Regions from separate parts of the Homo sapiens genome. Here all the other regions are linked to region 2. Evidence: chromatin contacts called from ENCODE Hi-C data. All regions are on one chromosome and are shown on one strand. The core of a region is the stretch at or near the end of the contact, and the rest is flanking DNA. Distances in the headings are between cores, read along the strand shown.

Region 1 (3,551 bases), core at 1,001-3,500, 1.9 Mb before region 2:
GTGATTGGGATGCGATAATTTCAGAAGACTGTCAGTGAAATTCGGTGCTATTCAAATGTATGGTGCTATTGTTTTTCTGTGACAATGTATGCAGACAGATGGCCTGCCAAATGAAAAGTTTTAAGTGGGAAAGGGGGTGTCTCCATTATACCCCTTCTATGAATCCAGAGTCATCCTCTCAGCCCTTGGGACATTAGGGTTCTGCAATCTGTTAATTTAACAAAGGGAAGTAACGATCCATATTGCCTACTGGGCATAAATACCTTGGAGATGAAGATGCCTAGCTGGGAGGCCTTTCCTCCTCGGATGTTAAATCCCAACTGTAAGACAAGAGCACAGAATGGGGGCTCAATGGAGACCACAAACACAAGAACAACTAGTAGCATCATCGTACAATAGCTCAGCTTGTGTGTCCCTGAGAGGAAAGTCAGAAGTTGCAGAAGTGTTATCTCAGCTTTTCTGTCCACAAGAAGGAAAGTTTCCTCACATCTGCACCTGCTTTCCAATCCATCCCCCCAACACTGCCAATTTGTGGTATGGATGAATCTAGCCTGAAATAAGGTTTCATAAGTTCACCTGAGCTCCAGGAGGCTTCTTCAGTGTGATGGTTCGGGGCAGAAACTGGGTCAACTCATTGTTGTAGTCCGGGTGGTGTACCCTCTGCAAGACACAGCAACCCCAGAAATTTTACCAGTCTTACTTCACACCTACCTTCATCTGAAACACTAATGAATTACCCTGAAGTCAGGAAAAGGAAAGGTCATAGACTTAATTTAAGTAGAACAGATAACACAGACTAAATGAGTAGATGGATAGCACTGGGGCAGCCCAGTAGCTCCCCATTTCTTCACCTTTTTTTTTTTTTTTTGAGATGGAGTTTTGCTCTTGTTGCCCAGGCTGGAGTGCAATGGCTCAATCTCAGCTCACCGCAACCTCTGCCTCCCAGGTTCAAGCAATTCTCCCGCCTCAGCCTCCCTAGTAGCTGGGATTACAGGCATGTGCCACCACGCCCGGCTAATTTTGTATTTTTAGTAGAGACGCGGTTTCTCCATGTTGGTCAGGCTGGTCTCGAACTCCCAACCTCAGGTGATCCGCCTGTTTCGGCCTCCCAAAGTGCTGGGATTACAGGCATGAGCCACCGCGCTGAACCTCTTAACAGTATGGAAATGAAGGCTCCAAATTTCCAGAATTAACCGGTGTGAACAGACCCTAGCAGGAGGCTTCCATAAAGAAGTTCCCAATGGGTCCTGTTGCTCAGAATCCAGCTTCTGGGTCCTCTGGCTACAAGTGCTAAGATTCACTCTCCGTTTCGCCTTCTAACCCTGCTATCCTACCTTTCATGCATCATCTCATGCCCACGGGGAAAAAAATCTCCTACTCAGGAATACAGATGGTTCCCACCTCATGAGGAGGAATCCATGCTGGAGGATTCTCATAGGCAGGCAAGAAAACCACCGGGTAGTCATCATAAGGAATCCGGCTGTCCATCTCGGGCAAGGCCCTGGAAGAGTGAATCAGAACAGACAAAAAGTGGTTCAAAAGGGAGAGCAGCCCAGCAAGTTTCAGACAGCAGCTCCAACCCATTCCAAGGCAGTCAGTCTACAGGCCCAGCCCATATCTAGGTGTTAAGGTTGGAGGAGAGAAGGAAGACAGAAGAAAACTCTTAACTTAGCTAAACATCTTCTGGATGCCAAGCAACCTGTCAGGTACTCTAGAAAGAGGACCTCATTTTTCACAATCCTGCAAAACAGATGTTACCGTCTCAAACCTGGAGAAGAGGAAATCAGGGTCGAGTCTAAAAAGATCTACTTTCGAAGCCCAAGGGAGTGTTAACTATCCGCAGGGACTCGGGGCAAGGCACCGCCCCACATTTCCTAGATGTGATTAGTAATGGTAGGGTCCTTAGATCGACCCTTCCTTCACCTGACCAGCCACCTCCCACGTCCCCGCCCCACATTCTGCCTGAGACCCGCACTCTCAGCCGCATAAACGCCGCACCACCTCACCAGTGGGCAGTCCACAGCGACCTCAGACTCCGCTCACTGACAATTCAGTCTGGGAACCGGAAGCGGATGCTCCGCAGGGTCGAAAAGAGGCCGGGCCAGGGTGCAACGAGCTGACCCTCCCCTTCCCACCGCGCCGGCCTGCGCGCGCCGACGTGCGCGCTCCGCCCTCGGGCAGTCCGCACTGCAATTGGTTGGCGTCTCCGGGACGGATTTGAAACTTGGCGGTTAAAGCTCCGGCTGGGACAGGGCGGCGGGAGGCCCAGGGAGAACGGGGAAGGGACATTTAGTTTGGTGAGTTACGGGGGCACACCTTAGCTCAGAACCTGTTTTTACCCAGTACCCTAGGGCTTTGGTTCTTTGTCGCCGTCCCCGTTGGAGTTTTTTCTTTGCCTTTCAGAAGCCCGTGCACTCTCTTTAGAGTGCAGGGCTGACGGGCGGTCCAGCCCTGGCCAAGTCATGGAGCGTGAATCTCCCAAGTCAGTGTTCCCGCTGAGGAGGGTCGGAACCGGGGAGGACGCCCTCCCACCCCTGCTGACCTACTAACATTCATCAGCGAGCCTTCTTTTTCCCCCTCGCAGAGACGGTGCTGAGATAGGATCATGAAGGAAGAGGTGAAGGGAATTCCCGTAAGAGTGGCGCTGCGTTGTCGCCCTCTGGTCCCCAAAGAGATTAGCGAGGGCTGCCAGATGTGCCTTTCCTTCGTGCCCGGAGAGCCTCAGGTGCGTAGCAGAGTCCAGAGCCTGTGTCTGAACAGCTGGGGCCAAATGGTAACGAGGGGTGTGGTCTTGCCTTTCATTTTTAACCTTACGCCTTGTCCCGTGCCTTCTCTAGGTGGTGGTTGGTACAGATAAATCCTTCACCTACGATTTTGTATTTGATCCCTCTACTGAACAGGAAGAAGTCTTCAATACAGCAGTAGCGCCACTCATAAAAGGTGTATTTAAAGGTAAGGCGATTTGATTCCTCGAACGTAACATATATATTCCTTGAGCATATACTATGTGCCAAGCACTGTGCTTGGGCACTGCAAATACAGGAATCGATGAATCATGATTCCTGCCTTCAAGAAGCCCTTAGCCTAATAACATTTGTCAACGTCTCTGTACCCTTGAAGCTAGTTTTATTCTGTATTTGCTTTATGTGGTTCTGTTCATCTTTGACTTGTATATGTTTGTTTATCCTGGAACTTCATTAGATTATAAACTCTGTGGTGGTTGCTGATGGTGATAAGTGTGCCAACCTACTTGAGGCCCAGGCACTGCAAAGCTTGTTGAGGGATTCAGGTGATAAATAATATAGCTTCGAGGCCCTGAAGGAGTTCAAAGTCCAGGGGATAGGAATGGAGATAGATGACTACATAAATAATTTTGAATATATAAAAATTTTTAAATTTTTTGTACCTATCTTTTAGAAGAAAAATTTTTCAAGTTAAAAATATACAACAGAGTCAGTCCTATGGAAGTAGTAGCTCTGCTCTCATACAAAGTGGTATGAAAAACAAAAGGATGGCTCTAACTCTGCTTGGGGAATTTGGGGTGAATTTCA
Region 2 (3,594 bases), core at 458-2,957:
CCTCTTGGCCATAGATAACCTGATGAACACAAGGCTACGCTGTCATCGTCAACACCCAATCCCAACTCCCCCGCCCCTCCATCTCGCAGCCGAACTTGGAGAATTAGTACAGGTGCGGGATCCACTTCAGAAGTGGCAGAGCAATGATCCCCTCACCACTAGATGTGTCCTCCGCAGTTGATCACTCCCAATCCGAAAACAAGGAGTGCCCAAAATGTGTCCAGAATTTAAAGCAGCCAAACATAAGAGGGCTCCATGTTATGTCTTGAGTAGGGAATGAGCACAGTCTCAGAAACACCTGATTCCCTGGTATGAGCATGAAGCATCTCCAGGTCCAGCAAGGCTGCATCCAAAAACTAAACTCTGAGCTGGAAGACCTCTATATTCTGGCTGGTAGTGGCAAGCTAGGACAGCTCTCTCATGGACTGGAGGAAACGCCCTGACATATCATATACAAATTATTGATGGTGGGAGGGATTGTAAGGGGAGAAAAAGTGTGTGGGCACAAATTCAAAAATCATTTATCTTAGGCAAACATTATTAATATGAGCAAGCCATCATTTTATGTGCTTTACAGATATGAACTTGTTTAATTCTCTTAACACCTGATAGGATAATAGTAGGTACTATTATCATCAACTCCATTTCACAGATGATGAAACTGAGCCAAAGAGAGGTGAAGTAACTTCCTCAAGGTCATGGAGCTAGTAGACAGATGTGGAGCAGGGATTTGAAACTGGGCAATCTGGCTCCAGAATCCATGCTTTTACTACACTATGCTGCACCATTATGGAAATTTTGGAAAATACACAGAAACAAACACGATGACCTGTATGCACTAGCACCACTGGCCACATCTTGCTCTATAGCTTTCCTCTCCTTTATATTCATATAACATACAATACATTACATATACTTCTTTTACAAGGAATCATATTCTTTATCTTGGTCTTAAAAACATTTCCCCTATCTGTACACACAGCCTTACAATCGTTATTTTGAATGTTGTATAATATCTTCTTGTGTGGCTAAAACATTATTTAAGCAGTACCCGACTGAGGAGCACTCAGACTGCTTCCAATGTTTCTCCATGACTGAGCTCTGCAAGACGCAAAAAGGTGACAGGCTTTTTTAAAAACTACCTTTTGAACCTAATTAGCTACAACTGCAGAATAAAATTAACAAACGAAAAACTGCCAGGGAGGGCAGCCCTGTGTGTAGGAGGAGACAGCGGAAGTTGGCCGCCACCACAGTACTCCTGCTTCCCTTTGTCTGGCGGCCCCGCGGGATTGGCCAGAGCTGGCGCCGAGGGACTGCAGAGCCACCCACCCCCGTGGCTCCTACTGCGCACGCGTGAAAAAAGCCAGGTTGAGGGGAACGGGGGAGCTTCGGGCGTAGAGTGTGGGGAGTGGGGGATCTGGTGCAAATTAGGGTGCGTGAAAGAAGTCACAAAAAGCGCAGAGGCCAGGCTTCCCGCCCTAATCCGGCCTTTGTCTCCGCCCCTCTGCCTTTGTTTCGGCCCAAGCGTCTTATTGGTCAGACATCTTCAGCCCCATTGGTCCAAGAGCCAAAGGACGGGGTCTGCCCCAAGCTGTGCCTGCTTCCGGAGCCGCAATAAGAACGGTCAATTGAGATGCGGCTTTCAGGCATTTGTTTAGGACATGCCCATGGCGGGGCTTCTAAAGGGGCTTGTACGGCAACTGGAGCGGTTCAGCGTTCAACAACAAGCTTCCAAGATGCCGCCCAAAGGAAAAAGTGGTTCTGGAAAAGCGGGGAAAGGTAGAGCGGCCAGAGCGATCAAGGAGAATGGGGGCGGGTGAGGAGCGAAGGGAGGGAACAGACAGTCCATCTCCGGAGTCCGGGACGGACGCAGCAGGTAGCCAGTGGCCCCACAGTGCTGCCATCGATTACATCTGTAGGAATACATTGGGCTACGGTTCAGGGACCGTCCTAGTGGGTAATGGAATCTGATGGGGATAGTTCCTCGGAGGCGATGACTTAGGGCTGCTATTTCAAGGGGTTATTAGAGCTCTAAAATTGGGTCTTATCAAAAGCCAGCAATAGGAAGTACACATTGGTTATGGTCCTTAAAGTTCACTTTAATGCTTACAGAATGACATGCCCACCATCGGGGAAGGAATCATTCATCCATTGAACAGAAATGTGTCAGGCAGAGTGCTAAGCGCTGAGGATACACAAATAAGACAGAAGGCTGGGCGCGGTGGCTCACGCCTATAATCCCAGCACTTTGGGAGGCCGAGGGAGGATGGATCACGAGGTCAGGAGTTCGAGACCAGCTTGGCCAACATGGCGAAACCCCGTCTCTACTAAAAATACAAAAATTCGCCAGGCGTGGTGGTGGTGCGCGCCCGTAATCCCAGCTACTCGGGAGGCTGAGGCAGGAGAATCGCTTGAACTCGGGAGGCAGAGGTTGCAATGAACCGAGATCGCGCCACTGCACTCCAGCCTGGGCGACAGAGCGAGCCTCTGTCTCAAAAAAAAAAAAGAGATTTTGGCCTTAAGGAGCTCCCGAAGTAGTGAGGAAGATAAAGGCTTAGTGATCATAAAGCACTGTACTAAATGTAGTGTTGAGGGATGTGTATGGGATATAATAGAAATTGAGGGAAGTCCTTCATTTAGCTGGGGAACAGGGAACGGAAGACTTCCTGGAGATGAATTAGGCAGGTCAAGATGTGCATTGAGGGTAGGTTAAAGCATTCCTTACTTGGGGTCCAGCAGCAAAAGCACTGAGGTGAGAAACAGCATGATGTGTGCAGCGTAGTGTTGCTGGAGCAAAAACTCAAGGCAGAATGGCAAGTGGTGAGAATGAAAACAGAAACAAAGACGAGATCATGGAGAGTGCTATATATTCTGCTAAGAAGGACAGTTAAGGATCAGAAAGACCTGTAAGGAGATTGTTGTGGTAGTCTTGGTGAGAGATGATGGTGGACTGACCTAAGGGAGTGGCTGTGGGAACTGAGAAAAGAGAAAAGATTCTGTAAATATTAGGATGTGAAATAGTCAAGACTTGGTGATTTATTGGGTTGGGGAGGGGTGGTGAGGGAGGATCAACGATCATTCTGTTTTCTGGATTGGATTTCTAACCTGTTGCTGGTCCTGCAGGGTAACATCAAGGATACATGAGGAGCGGGGATGAGATTGATGAATTCACTTTCAGATAGATTGGCTTTGAGGTGTCTGTGGGACATCTCAGTGGAGATGTAGTCAGGAAGTGGTTGGATATTTGAGTCTAAAGTTTGAGGGAGAGGTCTAGACTGTACATGTAAGTTTTAGGAGTCGCTAACTTATAGATGGTAGTTGAGCCCATTAGAGTGTATGCAATTATCCATGGAGAGTTTATAGAATGAAAAGAGCAGAGAGCAGAGGATGTGATCCTAGGACAGGCAGAGAAAGAGGCAGACAGATAGAGGGAGTGCAGAATGGTGGCCAGAGGCTGGAGAGACCAGAATGTTTTAAAGAGAGAGGGTATAGTCTATCAAGAACAGCAGATTTGGAAATTAGAGGTGGCCTTGGGTAAAAGTGGTTTCAGTGAAACAGAAGCCAGATTACCGTGACTAGAGAACTGACTGGGAA
Region 3 (3,793 bases), core at 162-2,661, 1.7 Mb before region 2:
CCAAAGATTAGGGCGACTGGAAAAAGGGGAGGGGGCGGAGGGCCCACAGGAGAAGACTGGGAACTGTGTGCCCTGGAAGAGGAGAGCAGCTCTTGGTTAGAAGGACCTCAGGTAGAAGAGATCCGACCTCTTAAGAGATCTTGGGCCAAACCTCTGTGACCCCCACTCCCCTCCCCTCATCAAGATGACCGTGAAAGACCCATAAACGCGCTGAAAAGGTGATACTATGCCCTTGGGATAGGCCAACTGGAGTCGACTCCCTCCCCTCCGGGGGGCCTTCTTTGTATTCTCAGTGAGCAGTCCTTGGCTGGGGCGAATGGGCGGGGCTGGTCATGCAAATAAAGGCGTTTGATTGGCTGGGGCCAACCGAGGCCCAGGTGCCGAGGTGAGCCGCGGGAAGGCGCGCCCTAGCCTGCGGGCCAGTGGAGTGGCCATTGGCCGGCTGAGGGCGGCCTCCAGCCGCATGCCCCGCCCCCTGACCCAGGAGGAGGGCGGCAGGCGCCCCTCCTTCCCCCCATCGCGCGCCTCAGGCGTCTCCTCCTCCTCCCTCCTTCCCCCTCCTCTCTCCTCCCCTCCTCCCGCGCGCCCCGCTTTGTGTCCGTGGTCTCCCGCGCGGGACGGAGGGACTGGCCGGAGCTGGCGCTTTCTCAGCACTAGATCTGGACTCCGACCCGGCGCCAGGTGAGGTGGGGCGGACGGGGGTCAGGCCCCCTCGCAGTCCCCCCTAACCTCTCTACGGCTCTGTTCTCAGCCTCTTTTCCAACACTGCGTGCCCCAATTCTGCCCTCTCCCTCGAATGCCTTCGTTGCGTGCCCCCAGGCTCCTTCTGAGACCCTCCTCAGGGCCCCTCGGAGCGCCGCGCGGGGCTCAGCGCCCCCTCACCCTACACTGGGCCCAGTCTGGCCTTCACCTCTTAGCCATCACCTCTCCCCCACAGCGAGCTGTGCCCCCTTCTCACCCCAGGGCCTCTGTCCTGCCTCAGCCCCCTTCCTGCTGGCTGCTGCGCCCCCAAGCAGCTCCCTAATCCCTTGCCCTAGAGGAATTTTCTAAATCTTCCCCTCCCCCGACACCCATTTCTCCACCCAACCTGTCCACCTCTGAGAACAGCCGCGACCGGCTTGGTATTCTGCCCCCTCCCTTTTGTTTGCAAGGGATTCGTACCATTCCCGACTTCTTTCGCCTCCTCCTCCCCTTTGTCCCCTAGGGCTGCAGCGCCTGGGCTCCTGGGACACCTAGGCCCTGTGGGCCGATTACTAAGGTGGAAGGGACCGACCTCTCCCTGGCAGGTGCTCTATTTCCGCGATGAGAGGGGGAGAGGCTGGGAGCCCCGTCGCCAAGCCGAAAGGGATGGAAAGCGCCTACCTTTGTCCTTTCCGTTCCCCTCCCCCCATGCTCCTTCAGTGCCTCAAGATCCTGAAGGGAAAGAAGAGAGAGCCTGCGACCTTTTCCACGAGGCTCTTCTGATCGAGGACAGAAGTGCAGGGAGGTAACTCACAGGAGAGAGAGCTTGTTGGTCTGAGGTAATGAGAAAGAGGGATGCAAATGGACACTTTGAGTCATTTCTCTCCTTGTTTGGTTTTCAGCTTACTGATCAGGAACGCACCTTAGGGATATTGTTTTTTTATGATTTATGTGTGTGCTGTTCGCTTTCCAGTACAGAGCTAACCGTCTGATTTTTATTAGCAACTAATATTTGTGCATTTCATGCCCACAACTTAGACAACACAGGTTCTGCAAAGGAAATGGTTTTTCTTGCGTATTTGTGTGTGTATGTTGTAGGAGAAATTGATGTTTCTTTCGGTTTTGCTCTCTGATGTTGGGCACATGGAAACAATACTGTGAATTGTGTGTGGTGGGGGTATGCTGGATACTAGTGACTACATATTTCTATGACTTGTTAGGGGAATGCAACTGGCTTGCATAAAAAGCTGCAGGTTGTCCAGGGTAAGGGGATTCCTGCAGTGTTTATTGCTCTCTGAGCATATTTCTGAGAGTTTATAATGTAGGTTGAGGTGCTGTTTTATGCTAGTTCTTTCTACTACTTGCCAAATAAGGCCTTTCTTCTCTTAGGATTTAGGTGAACCACTGTTGTTAAGGCTCTGCCACCCCAATCAATCTTACTTCCTCCTTTGGTTTGGTAAATCCAGCAAGTCCCCAACATGCAAAAGCTTTTTTTTTTTTCCCCTTTTGAAAACAGATCCCTGGAGACTGGTCCAGAGGGACTGTCAAGCATTCTGTGTTGGGCTCTAAATTTTCTTTGGTAAAGTGCTAGTTTTTAAAAATAAGGACTCCATGTTGATCAATTTATAAACAAGTGTGGTTCTTCAGAGGATTACATCACGGTGGGTATTTACAAAATGAATAATCCAAATACATGTATGTTGGTTGGCAAGAGACCTTGCATGTGATTGGCCAAGTAAGTGTTCATTACTTGAATTTTTTTTTCTTCACGTGAATGTGAGAGCTGGAAAGGATCAAGTGGTCCAATTCTTCATTGTGCATACTGAAACAATGACAAGAGAGCCAAGATATAACTTGTCTAAGAAGGGAAAGTTGCTGAAGGTCAGCATCAGAGGGTCAGCAAATCAGCTTAATCCTGAGGTCTACCAGTTGGGACAGACCATGCTTGTGAACACCTGAGGGACCTAACACCTAGTTAAAAGTGGAGGAGCAACAGGAAGGATACTGGGGAATTAACAGAGGACAGACTAGGAAGAGTGTAAGGGAAAGAAAGATGGATGTGGAGGGGAAGGTTAGAGTGATCTCCATGGTGGCCTCTGAGGCACCTTTGCCAAACCAGTGCAGCCTTTAGCATGAGAGATTTAAAAAATAGGTTTGACTAATAGAACAATCAGAGTAAGACAATTTGTCTCCTTTTTAAAATGGTGTTATTGAGAGGTAAGTCATTTACCATACAGTTTCCTCATTTAGATATATATTTCAGTGACTTTAGGTATAGTTGTGCCTCCATCACCACAGTACGTTTTAGGACTTTTTTTTTTTTTTTGAGACGGAGTCTTGCTCTGTCGCCCAGGCTGGAGTGCAGTGGCACGATCTCGGCTCACTGCAAGCTCTGCCTCCCAAGTTCAAGCGATTCTCCTGCCTCAGCCTCCCCAGTAGCTGGGACTACAGGTGCTCGCCACCACGCCCGGCTAATTTTTTGTATTTTTAGTAGAGACGGGGTTTCACCATGTTAGCCAGGATGGTCTCAATCTCCTGACCTTGTGATCCGCCCGCCTCGGCCTCCCAAAGTGCTGGGATTACAGGAGTGAGCCACTGTGCCCGGCCTAAAACTTTTTGTGTGTGTGTGTGAGACAGTGTCAGGCTCTGTTGCCCAGGCTGGAGTGCAGTAGCACGATCTCGGCTCACTGCAACCTCTGCCCCTCAAGCTCAAGCCATCCTCCCACCTCAGCCTCCTGAGTAGCTGGGACTATAGGTGTGCACCAATACACCTGGCTAATTTTTGTATTTTTTGTAGAGATGGGGTTTCACCATGTTGCCCAGGCTGGTCTTGAACTCCTGGGCTCAAGCATTCTTCCTGCCTTGGCCTCCCAAAGTGCTGGGATTACAGGTGTGAGCCACCATGCCCAGCCTAATTTTTGTATTTTTAGTAGAGATAGGGGTTTGCCATGTTGCCTAGGCTGGTCTTGAACTCCTGAGCTCAAGCAGTCCACCCACCTTGGCCTCTCAAAGTGCTGGGATCACCGCTCCCGGCCTAGAACATTTTCCTTACCCCTCTTCTTTTAATACATAAAAGGTGTGCAAGCATTAGAAAGATGATGGGTTTAGGACA

What was found. Hi-C counts contacts between places; a loop is a spot of excess contacts on that map. Pooled maps may share reads with other maps.
Region 1: a pooled map shows a loop between it and region 2 (9-fold over the local background). The contact joins the promoter of KIF4A here to the promoter of PIN4 in region 2. A Hi-C loop is called at or near these places in 5 of 50 pooled maps.
Region 3: a loop to region 2 is called in a pooled map, with 6 times the contacts of the local background. The contact joins the promoter of DLG3-AS1 here to the promoter of PIN4 in region 2. A Hi-C loop is called at or near these places in 1 of 37 single-sample maps with no recorded cell type and 4 of 50 pooled maps.

Annotation. Positions count from the first base shown.
Region 1 is chrX:70,287,854-70,291,404 of GRCh38, forward strand. It overlaps KIF4A (kinesin family member 4A), which reads left to right and starts at 2,251. Exons shown (of 31, transcript NM_012310.5): 1 at 2,251-2,297; 2 at 2,585-2,725; 3 at 2,838-2,952. The coding sequence starts at 2,606. PDZD11 (PDZ domain containing 11) reads right to left here and starts at 2,074. Exons shown (of 7, transcript NM_016484.5): 1 at 2,007-2,074; 2 at 1,402-1,501; 3 at 577-660; 4 at 264-320. The coding sequence starts at 1,488. RefSeq lists a silencer at 2,052-2,231.
Region 2 is chrX:72,180,050-72,183,643 of GRCh38, forward strand. It overlaps PIN4 (peptidylprolyl cis/trans isomerase, NIMA-interacting 4), which reads left to right and starts at 1,708. Exons shown (of 4, transcript NM_006223.4): 1 at 1,708-1,779. The coding sequence starts at 1,737. RefSeq lists an enhancer at 1,748-1,967.
Region 3 is chrX:70,454,583-70,458,375 of GRCh38, forward strand. DLG3-AS1 (DLG3 antisense RNA 1) reads right to left here and starts at 1,412. Exons shown (of 2, transcript NR_109801.1): 1 at 1,363-1,412. All of the region lies in intron 9 of DLG3 (discs large MAGUK scaffold protein 3), which reads left to right. RefSeq lists silencers at 196-622, 360-589.